Regions from separate parts of the Homo sapiens genome. Here region 2 is linked to region 1. A link is a loop called in an ENCODE intact Hi-C map of the cell type or tissue named here. Cell type or tissue: endothelial cell of umbilical vein. All regions are shown on one strand.

Region 1 (8,000 bases):
CCATCCATTGGCGGGAGAAGACTAAGGGCTAATCCAGGATCACTGGTGGTCATTGCTATTTGAGTATAAGAGAGAATGCTTTGTGATAGAGATTTTCTCGTATATTTACATATTTTAATACAAACTTATATATCACCTCAACTATTTCAAAGGTTGTTGTGCGATAAAATGAGTTAATTGATGAAAAGCATTCTGTACAGGATATGGCACACAGCAAGTGCTCAACAGGTATTAGCAATGACTGATATTGTCACTGCGGTTGACCCTCAGTCTTCAGAGGGACTCTTCACAGGTCCAGCTTAGCTTGCTGAATTTATAGAGGTTTACTCAAAGTCACATAAATGGTTCATGGTAGAAAAAATCATTGGTCTGATCCAGCTTTCTCTAAGCCCAGCTTTATCTGATGGCTTCATTCTGCAAACCAAATCATCTTTCCCCATACTCCACCAAGTTGCTGGAAGAGCCTCAGAGGCCCAGCTTAGTCTATGAGCTGAATGTTGGTTTTATCCCCTGAATTAAGTTTGCAATGGGTTTTCTCTGTGCAACTTTAGAATACGCCAGCCTTACTTCAGTAATTCAGCCTCGAAAGTGATCTAATCTGTTTTACAAAGATAGTTACCTACCACAGTGCTTGGCACAATTTCAAAAATTGTAAATTTTCTTCCCCACATCCTCCCATTTTATGGGGTCCAGATATTACTAATGCATTAATGAATGTAAAAGCAGTTCTTCCAAAATCTGTTTACTCTCCTAGAGCATACAGTGTGACTGCTTGAAGGTATCTGTTTTCCTGCATGCATATTCAAGTTAAATTCACAGTTTCCCTACTTTGAAAAACAGTTTTCTTGGAAATAAAATGTCTAGACAGACTTTGAAACTGAAAAACTGCTGCTTTGCCTCAGGTATTTTTGCTTGAAAACTGATACTTTCATGAATATTTGATTTTTTAAAAACTTGGACAAGATGATTGCTATTTCAGTTCGTTTTTACAAAAGTGATGTAATTTTAGTTTTGAGAGAAAGTATAACTTTTTCTATCAGTGAAAGTTAATTTTTATGACTTTTATCTCTATTTTTGTATTGTCGGTTTAAATCTCTTGTAGAATTCAAATGTAGAATTCCAAAGGTGTTTCCCTCCCCACATTTTTTGTCCCCTTCTGTTGCTATAAAGGCCTTACATATTCATTATTCCAAGAGCAAATGTGTTGCAGGAATTTTAGCCATGCATGCTATCAAGTGATATGTAAGGATGGACCCATGAGTTAAAATGGACAAATGCTTTAGGTTAGTAGTGATATGTGCTTTTAAAAGAGCTTAATGAAGAGGGTTTCTAATCTGTTAATCTGAATCCAGACTTTGTTATGACTTTGATGTACGACTCTAGACATATAATTTAGGAGTTCCCTGAGTCTTTAGCTACAAAGTTGTAATGTCAAATAAAGGAAATTTATGCTAAGGGCTTCCTGTGTGCCAGACATTTGGCCAGATCTTTGTTAAGCTATTTCATTTCATTTCATCTTCATTTTATGGAAAAGGAAAACCTGGTTTTGCTGAAACCCACAGCTAGTAAATTGCAGAGCAAGGATCCAGATCTCCAGCTGTCTGACTCCCCACTCAGGCTCTGAACCACTCTTACTACACAGCTCGTGCACTAGCGCATTCTGCCCTACAAGGCAGTGTGAAGCTACTTACATAGTATTTTCAACAGGTTAATCCACACAGTGACTCCATGAAGGAAATAATACAAGCATTACCTCCATTTTACAGGCAAGAAAATAGATATTTAGGAAGAAGAAATTACTATCCTAAGGTTTCACAGTTGGCACATGATAGAGTCCTGTTTCTTATTCTTTTGGAGATCTAATGATACCATAAATGAAGGGTTTTCCTATGTGTTATTTTTATAGTACATGGGCAGGGTGTTTTAAATGTATTGAAATGAATTAGAAATTTTTATCATATGATTTAAAATTGCTGTGTGTATCATGTGGTCTTGTGATGACTCAGAATTCCTTAAATGACTCTTCTCTTCCTTCAAACAAAATCTTAGCAGTACCCCTACAAAATATCAGTGTGAAACATCATAACATAGGTTATTCCAGCCAAGACTCTGAGGTGAGGACAGCTTTAAACTGTTCAGGCACATTAAAATCAAATCAGTGGTGGAGATTCTGGCAGCTATTCAGGAAAGATGTCTCTTTAGTACATTAAAAAATCTTATCCCCTAGTGAGGATGATCAGGCGTTTGGGCATATTCCTGTCTGTGGCCAGAGAACAGAGGAAAGAATCAGTTTTATCACAATGTCAGTGCTGAGCAGCACATGACTCTTTTCAAAAACTGTATGTTTCTTAATTTTTCCAGGGATTTTTAATTCATTTATCATAAACACCTTCCAACTTTAGGAAACAAAATTTATTAAGATAATTGTATTTTAAAATATTCAGAGGCCTAAACCATTCATGACATTGATACTTAAATGGATATGAGAAATTTTATTGCAAGAAAAGGTATACTGACCCTCTTAGCTGACTTGTCATGTTTAGTATTTTTATTTTTGCCTGCCTATCAACAATAGCTTCTGCAGTATCAATTTAAATGATACATCAAGCTGGTAAATGTGAGCTGGCCTACCAAGTGAAAGCATAACTAAATTTAAATAGCTCTGATATAAAAATAATGAATCAGTACATCAAAGATTAAGAATGCAGTTAGCAAAAATTAATGTTCAATAAAGAAGCATGTGTGACTTTTAAGTTAGATGGTATGTCATTCAATGACCAGATAAGGACTAAGTTCAGGTGCAGTTTATTCAACTGATGTGTGTGTTTGAAAAATAAGACGAAAACATAATGCTTTATTTGAATAAACTTTAATAAAACAATATATAATGTATGGACATAAGGAAACCTAAGTCCTCGGGGATTATAGGGGAAACCAAGGCATGAGGTTACCTAACAAGGAACCTTAGAACATAATCTTACCTGGCTCAGTACAAGTAGGAGAGAATGGTAGCAGGTGAATGGGCAGTGAGCATGGACCTGAGGAGAAATGAATTTGCCTAACTTTCTTGCTAAATAAATGTGCTTTTGGATGCTGACATCGAGAGAGTGGTGTGTGAAGTACCATAAATATTTGCTTTATTGTCTGCGCGGTGTGACTGCATTCTGCTCATTTGCAGGTGGGCAATGGGCACTCCAATGAGGCAGCCTTGATCCTCCACAGAAAAGGGTTTGATTGTCGGTTCTCTAGCAAAGGCACAGGGCTGTTTTGTTCTACTACTCAGGGAAAGGTAAGTTGAAAAGGTTATTTTTGCTTACTGTTAGTGTGCTTTGAAATCCTCTTTCTGCAAAGGATCTTGACAATAAGATCATGTTTCATTGCTTCTTTACTGTCTCAGTTTCATCAGTCTGCAAATTAGTTTGAATCTCCCCATCTGAAAAATGCACTTTCTCAAAACTTCAGCCTCCTTTCCTTGTTGACATCAAAAGGCATAGCTGGAATTTATGCACATTTGAAGGCAATGCTCTTGTTATTTCCTAGGCCTTCTATTTCCAGCCTACAAAGTGCCTTGCTCCCAGTCCCCCAGTTTTCTCCTCCCCTGAACCACACATGCTCACATATCATCTAGTTCAGCATTGGTAAACCTAAGTCCTACAGAGGCCAAGGCAAGTTTATAATAACTGAAGCTTATAGAGGTAGCCATAAAGAAGCAACTGGGAAAATTGAGACTGTAGGCTAGTGGGATAATCCACCCACAGCCCAGGAGGCAGCTGTACGTAGCGCCAATCAGTTGTTTTCCCTTGGGAAATAAATGTAGGTCTTGGTCTTCTGATTAATGCAGATTTGCATATGAGTCAACACACCGTGCAGGCCAAACAGATCCTCAGTCTGAACACAGCTTGCTGGCTGCCTATTGTTTATTTCTCTTCAAGTTGGTCTTTCTGGCAGTTCCATCAAGCCTGTCCTTGAAAGGAAACAAACCTCCAATCTCCTGCCTCTGTCACTGAAAGGGCCATGACTCAGAGAAGGCAGCTGGGCTGATTTAGGTACACAGGCAGGTCTGCCTCACCAGGCAGCTCAGCTGACCCAGCTTTCCTCCAAAACCTCATAAATAATGCTGTAGACCAGACTCAAGTGATTCAGTTCCAACCCTACAAATTAGCATGTGTGTGGGGTCCAAAAAGATAAGAAAAATGTGGTAGGAGCCCTGAACCTACTTAGATAGATTAGCTTCTACATTTCTTTTACCCTACCCTGCTTGGAGCTGGTGCCAAGAAAGCACTGATATTTTTATTACTTTTTTATTATACTGTATTTGCACTCTATTGTATTGTTGATGATCTAAGTTTACTTGGTTCTGAGCATTCTGACATTAAGGCCTTGAGTCATAAGGGGGTTATACGATCCAGAGAGACAGATAACATGGCAGCGGTGAGGGAAATACTTTCCAAATGACCTGTCCACCTCTATAGACTGGGACTCAATGACATAATGATCCCTCCTTGTAGTGAGCCTGTGTGCTCTCTCTTAACTCTGTTGGAACAGGAAAAAGTGGTTGAGGACTACCATTGTTAGGGGTAAGTATTGACTAAAAGAGAATGAGGATGTTTTTAAAGCTTCTTGGCCATTGGAGGTCCTTTCTTTTATTGAAAAAGCCCCTGTGCATGATAAAATTCTCAAGCAATACAAAAAGGAATGCAGAATATGTTGCTCATGACCATTACTGGTTTCCTGTTCCCTTCCAAGCGTAGTCTGTATGTTCAAGCATGTATATATGTATATTTAATTCACCCTTTTTTCTGTAAAAGAGAACTTATATATGTATATTTAATAACATATATGTATATTTAATCCACCCTTTTTTCCTCAAAAGAGAACTTCAACATACTGTTTTATTCCTTCTCATACTAATTTTCACAGAATATGTAGTTGTGCTGCTAATCTTCAAAGTTGATCTAAATATGTAAATTTTATCATTTACTTTTCAGATATTGGTACAGAAACTTTTAAACAAGTTTATTGTCGAAAGTCTCACACCTTCATCACTATCCTTGATGCATTCACCTCCCGGCACTCAGAATATAAGTGAGATCAACTTGAGTCCAATGGAAATCAGCACATTCCGAATCCAGTTGAGGTGAACCTGACTTTCACATTTGGATTGAGAATCATTGGCTTTTATACCTTTCTTGGTTTGACGTGCAATAAAGAAGCACATTATTTTAGCTTCTGGCTACTGTGAGAACATGAATTCTGTGATTCTGTGGGTTTTTTCTTTTTTCTTTTACCAGTACAGTAAGAAAAAAAAAAAAAAAAAAAAAGCCATGCTATCAATCAAGATTCTTTTTTTTTAAACTTTCTCCCATGAACTACCACCATCAGTATGAATTGATGCAACAAATGAAGAAATATTTAAAGACAGCCTCTCAACAGATTGTATCTCAGGTTAAATGCTAACTAATTATGTCTGTGTTGGGGGTTGCGAAGAGATTCTTAAAAGTATCTGTGTGTTGATCATCAGTTTTACAAAAACACCTATTTGGCTGAAATGGAATAAAATGTTTGTGGGTAAAAGCTAATGGCCAAAATGGTTGCAATCATTCATACTAGTTAGAAAAATTATGTGTTGAAATAAGTGGAAAAGTGCAATCCATCCACCCTTATGATTAACGTAGATGATTTTTATACCTTTTTCTGATGTACCTCTTGACCTTCTCCTTCCCTTCCTACCCTTTCTAAGTATTTCCAGAAATACCTGATTTTGAATCATTCAACAGTAGAAAAAGAGGCATATTTTCATTACTTGACAATGTGGGATGGGTGCAATTTATTCCATCTTCACTAAAATAGAAGCAATTCCATAGGTACCATAAACCTATTTTAGGTACCACAAGGTGTCTTTTTACACAGCTCATTTGAATACAGGTGTTCTGAGAAGGGGTTTCTATTTTAAAATTACCATATCAAAATAAATGTGCCTTATTTTTTTATAAGTCTTGTTAAATCAGTGTCCATATTACTGTTTGGGGAAGGGGGAATGTTGTGGGGTCTGGGAGAGGGTGGGTACTTTCTATGACACATAAATTGTGTAATTTTTGCCTGACAATGCTGGCCACATTCTGATCTGTTTCATTAAATTTGTGGTGATGTTACTCTAAACATTTTGACTATTTGAATGTACTGAGATGTCAGAAAACAAAACAAGGAAGGAAAATATTGTTAATTAAAATGTGCTGCTGCCAAGGAAACTGCAACTTGAAGCAAGGATTTTGTAAAATGCAAAATCCAGCTACTGTTTCCATTTCACAGTAGTTAACTATATTAAAGAGAGAATGCTTTAAAATTGATCTTGTTTTGAAACCCACTTTTATGTAGCTCATCATGGTTTATCTTACTAAGGAATATGTTTGTTCATTCAGTTCTCAACTTTTGTATGTGCTAACCTTAAAGTGAAGTTCTGAGCCCGTGTGCCATTACAGTGCTTTTAATAAAATTTATTTGGGATTATTGTTTCCTTAACATTAAAATAATAGCGACATTTAGACTATGCAATTTTAGCATAGAAAGGAGTCTTTGAGTATGTACAGTTTTGAAAATTCTCTTTGAGATAATTGATTTCATATTCTGTGGCTTTCAACCTCCATTTACCTCTTGTCATTCCAACATCTTTATAGAGAAATAAAAACCCAATTTCTCTTTCACCATTTAGTTTGATTATCATCTGGATTTTCACTCAAGATGCAGCTCCTAAGATTATTGTTATGTTAAATTCATAAACTCCTTCACCTTTAATAATTAAGGAAACAATACCAGTGTTGATAAAGATATTACAAGGGGTAATTTCATGCAATAAACATGTACCGTAAGTTTTCTTCCACATATTTTGGGAAAAAACTAAAAAAAGAAAAAGGACTTCCTTTTTGTGGACATCTACAGATGTTAGGGTTGCCAGAAGCAAATCCCAGGAATGAGATCAGTATTTTCATTGCATCTTAAATGTATAACCTTCCTGTGGGAGTTCAGTTTGTCTGTGGTTAAGTGGGTGTGCTTAATCATTCTCGAAATTGTGATCAGATGAAATAAAAAAAAAATCTTGATGCAATAACAGTGGTTTTGCCACTTCTGGTTGTTTGCGATGGATCTGTCCCATGTCAGTCTGGGGTTTTATTCAGCTTGTGTTGCTACCAGCAGTTCACAGGTAAAGCAGAAATTCTCTTTAACCAGCAAGTTTCTGCTTTTTAAGGTTACTTTTAGAATAAATCATCAGGGAAACAGAGAGGATGCTTTGCTTTGGGTTGTAGTCAAAAACTGATTAAATAATTTAATGTCTCTGGCACACACTAAAAACCATACACTTCAGTTGTGATCTCAGTGGCATATTTATTTGGTTAGGTTTCGTTACATTTATTATTACAGATGTTCAGTTGACCAAGTAGTTCAGTGTTTTCTTTCCTTTTTTTGGAAATTTTAGTTTGAGTTTGTGACTGCAGTGTTCAAGAACTCAGCATCCTTGTTTTCTACAAATACTGATTAAAATAAAATGCTGTAAAATGTGATGTAAAACATTATCATGATCTTCCCATGCCTTTGTTGTACTTGTGCCGAAGTGTTTTGATATTCCTTTGTCTGGAAGAAAATGTTTGCTTTCATTTTGATCATTTTGTTCACCTTGGAATCAACAGGTTTTGATATTTTCTCTTGGAAGATTTTATATCTTTTTGGGAATATGTAATATAAGATCTCTAATAAAAGATAATCTTATCATGTACATGGTCCTCTAGAGTAGTTCTTAATCCTATTTTGTAAACATGTATTAAAACATAATGAAGGGGTAGGGGGAGTAGTGAGGGTCTGTTCTTTGTTCCTTCATGATGGATTGGGTTTTTTTTTTTTTTTTTTTGGACACAGAGTCTCGCTCTGTCACCCAGGCTGGAGTGCAGTGGTGCAATCTCAGCTCACTGCAACCTCCGCCTCCTGGGTCCAAGCGATTCTCTGCCTCA
Region 2 (8,000 bases), 87 kb before region 1:
CATATCTAAAGTTGTCCCGTTCCTAACACTCCTTGAGGATTAAAGAGGAATTTACTTTTATGTGATTGAAAATATGTACCTACCAAGTTGTGATATTTAGTCTTCAGGGACTTACTGTTTTTGTTGTGCTTGTTTTGTTTTGTTTTGTTTTTTTACCAACATTGAAAGTCTGTTATTTCTCTCTGACAGCTGCATCCTTGTGATTTAGTAGCATGACTGGCAGATGCAGATGAACATGTCATGAATTTTGCAAACAAATGTCCTATGTCCAGAGAATACACTAACATTTTTTTTTAAGTGAGAAGACTTCTAAAATTAATCGTTTGCCTATGGTTCTTACTCTTTTTTTTTTTCTTATGGAAAATTTAAAATGTACTGTAAAGTTCTGAAAATAGCAAAAATTGTTCCCCTTCTCCCCATATCCATGGCTCAGCTGCAGCATTCTTCAACTCAAGACCACTCTTGTTTCAGCCATGCCACACTGCTGTCTCACTCCTCCCCATAGGATTATATTGAAGCCAATCTCAGGTTTCATATAGTTTCACCTGTAAATATTTCAGTATGTATCTCTAAATTATAAAAGTTCTGTTTAAAAATATAACGATAATACCATTATCACACCTAAAAAACTAACAATAATTTCATGATACATATCTGGACAGATTCAAATTTTCCTCATCTCATAAAAAACAATTCTTTTAACACATGCTTTGTTTGAGTCAAAATTCAAGCAATAATCATATATTGCATTTGATCAAGTTTTTAATTACAAAATTGATTTTTTATTGATACATAATTATATATATTTATGGGACACCTATGAATTTTGATACATGCGGAGAATGTATAATGATCAAATCAGGGTATTTAGGATATCTACCACTTCAAACTTTTATCATTTGTTTGTGTTGGGACAACAGGCTTTTAAAGTCTTTTTTTTTTTTTTCTTTTTAAATGTGTCTTAGAGACTCTACATAAGAAGATTAATTATTCAGCATGTTTATTATTTCACATATTGACATGTAAAAGTAGAACATCTGTGAAAATACTATAGAAAGGAAGTGATATTACTGTTTAGGAAATTTGAAAGCTGATGGTGAACTATAGTTTAGTAAGAATTCAAGTTTATTAAATAAACCTAAGTAATATCAAATAGATAAATAAACCTAATAAAATATCAAGTTTATTCAGGATTGTTACAGCTGAATTTTTATCAGATTATGAACTCGGATCCTAGGGGTATGTTTAAATTATCCGTGTATTTTCCTGAGAGATGATGCTCATACATGAATATGTGATCAGAGGAAGGGATATATATATGAGTATCTTATCTGTAATTACATCTTACTAGGAAGTGATTTTGGTTCATAGAAGCATCTGGTCTCCTGTCTGACTGAAAAAATTAGACCCTGATTTTAGTATTCTACCTATTTCATCCTTTGCCTACTAGAACAGTTTTTTAAAAGTCATTTAAAAAATTGAAGTGCCACATACATAGAAGAAGTGGACAAACCATAAGTGTGCATAGAATTTTGCAAGTTTAAAAGTCTCCATGTAACCATCATCCAGATTAAGGCTTAGAACTTTTATTGTCCCTCAGATCTCTTTCCAGTCATCACCAACTGCCGCAAAAGCAACCACTACTTTCACATCTGTCACCATGATTACTGTTGCCTGTTCTTGAATTTTATACGATGGGGACCATACACATGTACTTTGTGTCTGGCTTTTTCTTTTCACATTATGTTTGCGAGAGTCATCCATTCTGTTGCAGGTAGCAGTAGTTCATTCCTTTTTAGTACTGTGTAGTATCTCTAGTATTCATTTTTTGATGAATATACCACAGTTTATTCATTGTATTGTTATTGGGTATTTGGGATTGTTCCCAGTTTTTGTCTATCACAAATAAGTCTGCTTTGAATATTTTGTCCATGTTTTGGTTACTTGTTATGAGTTTACATGGGTATAAAATGGGATGTAATTTTTTGGCCATTGAGTATGCACATGTTCAGCTTTAGTATATATTGCCAAACTGTTCCAAAATAGATGCATCAATTGTGTTGTACAAGAGGTTCAGTTGTTCCACACCCTTTCTCAGTTTGTATTGTCAGGATTTTTGTTTTCCATTTTTATCCTTTTGATAGATGGGATGGTTTTATTTTTTATTTCTCCTGTGGTTAATGAGGTTGAGTCTCTTTTCATATGTTTATTGCCATTTGAGTATCCTCTTTTGTGAAGTACCTATTTAAGTCTTTTGATGATTTTTTAATTAAATTGGGGTTGTCTTTTTCTTACTGTTTATAGCTCTTTGGTACATTTTGAATTCTATCTTTTTTCATATAAAAGTTATGCAAATGTTGTCTCCTACTATGTAGCCTGCATTTTCACTTTCTCATGCTGTCTTTTGATGAACAGAAATTTTTAATTTTAATTAATCAAATATAACTATTTTTCTTTATGTTTAGAACTTGTTCTGTTTGAAAAATTTTTGTTTATCATTTGGTTCTGAAGCTACATTCTTATGAAGCTATCCTCTAGAAGCTTAATTGTCTTGCCTTCAACATTTAGGTCTATAATCTATCTGAAATGGATTGCTGTGAATTGTGTGAGGGTAGGGATCAAGATACATTTTGGCTTATATAGATATCCAGCACCATTTATTGAAAAGACCATACTTTCTTCCACAGCACCACAGTGTCATCTTTGTCATTAATCATGAATGAGACTGCATTTGTGTGTGGGTCTGTGTCTACACTCTCTATTCACTTTTATTGGTCTGTTTGACTCATCTCACACTGTCTTAATTATTAACACTACAGTTTTATAATAGGTTTTAATATCTGATAGTAAAAGTCTTCCAGTTTGTTCTCCTTCCCAAAATTGCATTGGTTACTGTTAGTCCTTTGTAATTCTACATAGGTGTAGGTCATCTTTTAAATTTCTACCAAAAAAAAAAAAATTGAAGGGGATTTTGAGTGGGATTGCATTGAATCTTTGGTTTGATTTGAGCACAAATAACTACAATTATTGGGCCATCTAATCGATGAACGTGGTGTATTTTGTGTATTAATGCAATTGATTTTTGCATTTTAGCCTTGTATCCAGTAACTTTGTTAAATTTATTTATTATTTTTAGTTATTTGTGGATTCTTTATGGATTTCCTATATATGAGTAATGGCATATATATGTCTTCCTTTCCAAAGCTTTAAATCTTTCCATCTACTTTCTTACCATGTACAATGGCTGTGTCCTCTAGTATAATGTTGAGTAGGCGTGGTGAAAGCAGACATAATTTTCTAAGAGAGAAAACATTCGTTAGTCATAATGTTTGCTGTAGAATTTTGTAGATTCCCTTTATCAGATTATGGAATTTTCCTTATATTCCTCATTTACAGAGTGTTTTTTCATGACCAGATACTAAATTTTATTATTTTCTTCTTCTAGGACATTGCTTTGTGTTAGGCCTTTATGTCTTGTGCAATGATTGAACCAGTACCCCAAGATGAAAATTTGGTAGAGTATAGGGTCCACCTTAATGCATTTTCTTTCTCTCCAACATTTTTATCCCTTAAGTTCTGGCTGCTTTAGTTCTTTAATGTCTTCAAAGCTTTTTCTTTCTACAGTTTATCTAGTTATATCTGTTTCTTGTGGGATACTTAAAGTTACTTTGTCTGAACTGGAAGCATAAATTTAATATTTTCTTTTAATGAACTGGAGAACAAAAGTAAATAACTGAGTTCAGATGGCTGAAAAATTGACGTGGAATAGCCAAGACAGTCATTTTGCCATTTGATCATCATTTAACAATTTTTGTAATTTTTCTTATGTGTTGTCCTGATAGAATTCTTACATTTAAGATTAAAGTTGTTGCCTTTTAATGTAAAAACCATGTGAATATTTTTATTTGGTTATTCTTAAAGGTGTCCTAAATATTTACTTTTTATGAGCTACCAAGAGACTTTCTAGAGAAATTTACTTTAAATAATTACTTTAAAAAATACTCTAGCACAGGTACTGAGTTATTTTTCTACCCTTAAAGATTGAATTAAGTTTTTGAGAAAGCCTACTAGGCTACTTATCTAAACTGCTCTGGGACATTGCCAAGAAGGAAGTATTTTTATCTTGGCTCATACCAAAAACTAATTGAAATATTTTCAAAGGGTATACTTTATTGTTAATACTAATTCTGTAGCATGCTATAGATTTCTAAACTTTGAAGTTCAAAATGGTTTTTATTGTCTAAATAAAATCCTTTGTTTTATGTTTGAGGAAAGTGAGACTCAGAAATATTTAGATCGTAGACTATTTTGTCACTCTTATTATTTATACTTTCCTGAGCTCATCTGTATCTGCTGGATATGAAGTTAATGCCATATTTCCTTCTATTCGTGACTCATTTCTTTTATGGTTACACACACACACGCGTGCACACACACACACACACAAACACACACAGTCTTCTTCCTAGTAATGCTTGTGAGTAATAATACTCTTAGTGTTAGCTAAAACATATTGAGTGCGTATTATTTGCTGTAAATTGCTTAAAGTACTTTATTTAACTTATTTAGTTATCTGAACATTTTCTGGTAGGTCCTATGATTGTTCCCATTGTAGATGAGGAAATTGAGGCACAAATAGATTAACTTGCCCAAGATCACTCTCTGTTTGGTGAAGCCAAGATACATTGGCTACACCAAATTGAATACAGTTGAAAATTGCTTATCTTTAATATAAACATAAGGATTTAGAAATAATCATCTATTTTGCTGTAAAAATATATTGCACCACAACTAGATTACAGTCACTTATATTTGCCTTATCAGTATCATTGTTGTAAATGTTCCAGTCGCAATTTTGTCTTTGCAGTGAATAAGTGATAGCTAAATTTATACCATTATTGGCCAGTCATGGTTGTAAGTTTTTTTTTGTTTGTTTTTGAGATGGAGTCTCGCTCTGTCACCCAGGCTGGAATGCAGTGGCGTGATCTCTGCTCACTGCAAGGTCGGCCTCCTGGGTTCACGCCATTCTCCTGCCTCAGCCTCCCGAGTAGCTGGGACTACAGGTGCCTGCCACCACACCCAGCTAATTTTTTTTTGTATTTTTAGTAGAGACGGGGTTTACTGTGTTAGCCAGGATGGTCTCCATCTCCTGACCTCATGATCCACCCGCCTCAGCTTCCCAAAGTGCTAGGATTACAGGCGTGAGCCACCACACCCGGCCAGTTGTAAGCTTTTTTCTTAGAGCCCTATTCACTGTAACGTGGATAGACAGAGAAGTTATGTAATATGCTCAAAACACATGTCAGATAAGTGGTAGAGATGGAATTCAAAGCTATGCTATTGCTACCTTGAATCAAAATGACTTGCAATATCTGTGTGTGTGTGTGTGTGTGTGTGTGTGTGTGTGTGTGTATGTGTGTAGGAAACAACAAAATCCGCATCTTTCTTTTAAAAGGAACACATTCCCTGTTAAATAATCTGTTTATTTTTGACAGGACTGCCTTTTAATATCTGTTTACAAGATTTGGTATCGTGTTTCTTTTTGTCTTTGATTTGTAGAATAGTTTGAACTCATAAAAACGAATTTCTTACTGCTGATTTAAATCATTAGTCAGAAAGACCGGTGTGTTTAAGCAGCCAGACTTGCCATTCTTAGCACTCCTTGGATTTAACTTCTACTCAGTGTTACCTACTGGTAGAGTAAGTTCATTTTTTTAAAATGACCTGCTGTTCTTAAAGTCCCTTCTCCTTCACAAGAACTCAACTGGGGGAAAACGGAGATAGAGGAGGGTATGATATATGAAATACCTTATGGCTAACAGAATTATTCTTCTAGACTTTATGGCTAATAAAACTGTTATTGTAGACTTCTGGAACACTTTAATATGTCTTTTATTTTTGCTGCTGCCCTCATCTTTCATTTATGTGGATTAATCCATGCCCAAATCATTGTACACTTTGAAATTCTAGAGATATGTAGGAGTTTTCATATTCACTGATTTGTAGATCTAAATAGCTCTCCTTTTAACTGCTGAAGTGTATAAGTTTTCCCTTAGTTTAATTTGGGCCTTAATGTAAGTAAAAAAAAAGTCACTATTATTTTCTTCCCTGCTTCTGATTTTTATAAAATCTGAGCTATGTATTCATCTTAACTTGGAAACACATGTTAAATATTTATTATTAACTTTCCCTAACAGTGTAAGAAGTAAATAATTTTAAGATAGAATGAATAATTGAAGTGCATTTTTTTAAAACTAGATACAGTTTGGAACTTTATCAGATTTTTTTGATGCGCTGGATAAAGCAGATGAAACTCAGAGAGACAAGGGCCAATCGATGTTCCCTGTTTTAAGTGGAGATTTTTTCACTTATGCCGATCGAGATGATCATTACTGGAGTGGCTATTTTACATCCAGACCCTTTTACAAACGAATGGACAGAATCATGGAATCTCATTTAAGGTACTTTTACCTTTCTATAGCTACATGTATTTTTTCACTTTATATTATCATAATCTTTTTGTAGAGTTTTACGTAATATACATCATTCATGTAGTACATTATGTAGTGTTAAGCTCTAATTAAGCACTTAGTGTAATTGTGAAATTTTAATGCAATCAGAAATACGTCTCCAAACTACAATCAAATTATTACATGGGTTTTTGTTCTGGAAGAAAAAATAGTTTATTTAAATTAGATTTTTAAGGAGTTGTATTCTACATTTTGTATTTTTCTAATTAATTTACCTGTGTTATTTGCACACCATATTAATATTCAGTGACACCATCATGAGTGTCTGCAGGCTGGTAATCTGATAGGCTTCTCATTGGAAACATAGGTGAGCATCAAAGAAGGAAATAGGGCCTCCCAGCAGCCAAACGTGAGCTTCAAAGTTCACAGTCCAAAACTAATGTATTTTGTATGTGGGAGAACTTTAGACTAGGCTTCATCTCAGTTCTTACATACTTATTTGAAGCACATTTCTATAGGCACAGTCATCTGCATAGAAGAACAACATTTGAAAAAATGATGACTGATGGGTCAGATAGTGATTGAAAATGTAAATGGATACAGAGAAGACAGAAAAGTCTGTAGAAGACATAAAAACACTAAACTGACACTATCCAGGAGAACTTTCAATCACTGATAGAATGTTCTATAGTGATAGGTTCTATTTCTGCACTGTCCAAAATATAGTCATTAGGTACATGTGACTATTGAGCACTTGAAATGTGCCCATTTAATTTTAATTAATTTAAATGTCAATAGCCATGTGTGGCTATGGCTACCATATTGGAGAGCATGGTCCTAAGTAACTAACGGAGGCTGGTTGTTGATAAAGTTAAAACTACTCCAGAGGCTCCCAAAGTTTTCTCTATGTATAGACCAGTAAAGTAATTCATTTTCATGATGAATCTTGATGTTTGAGTTAGATTGTACTTACCGTCTTTTATATACTAGTGGACATTGGTTACATTTTGGAAAGGCTTTTTATTAAAAATTATGAATTTAAGAGTTGTATTTTTATATGGTAGTTTTTTATTGTTAATATTGTGCTGCTATTAAATACTATTTCAAAAGCCTAACCTTTTACTGTTACTCGTAATATGCCAGAAAAATGTCTCATTTTAAAAAATTATTTTCATTATTATAGATACATATTAGTTGTACATATTTATGGAGTACATGTGATATTTTGATATAAGCATACAGTATATAATCAAATCGTAATTTGTATATTCATCATTTATGTGTTTCAAAATAACTAAAAGTAGAATTGGAATGTTTCTTACAAAGAAATAACTGCTTGAGGTAATGGAATATATCTTATTAAATTTAAAATAATGTTTACATATTATAGTGACTATCCATTCTTACCCTACAGAATATCAACCAGTTATCTCTTATACTATTCTAAACTTTTCTGTTATAAAGTGGGTTATATTCTCAATAATGTAGAGATCGTTTTGGACCACTGAATTAGTGATTTTTAAGTGCCAA

The links. Peaks named below come from ENCODE experiments on the same cell type or tissue, not always from the same donor. Only the 100,000 strongest peaks of a DNase experiment are listed, where the experiment ranks them.
Region 2: it touches region 1 in a loop (5-fold over the local background); 1 of 110 quality-filtered maps calls a loop at or near these places.

What each region holds. Positions count from the first base shown.
Region 1 is chr5:109,861,858-109,869,857 of GRCh38, forward strand. MAN2A1 (mannosidase alpha class 2A member 1) reads left to right here. Exons shown (of 22, transcript NM_002372.4): 21 at 3,179-3,289; 22 at 4,989-7,768. The coding sequence ends at 5,141. Among named protein-coding and RNA genes, the nearest start is that of LINC01848, 17 kb to the right of the region's middle. In endothelial cell of umbilical vein, no CTCF peak of the experiment used is centred here; DNase peaks (open chromatin) are centred at 3,964 and 4,434; H3K27ac peaks cover 2,486 bases.
Region 2 is chr5:109,775,138-109,783,137 of GRCh38, forward strand. MAN2A1 (mannosidase alpha class 2A member 1) reads left to right here. Exons shown (of 22, transcript NM_002372.4): 9 at 6,259-6,461. Among named protein-coding and RNA genes, the nearest start is that of MAN2A1-DT, 88 kb to the left of the region's middle. In endothelial cell of umbilical vein, no CTCF peak of the experiment used is centred here; a DNase peak (open chromatin) is centred at 4,364; H3K27ac peaks cover 1,063 bases.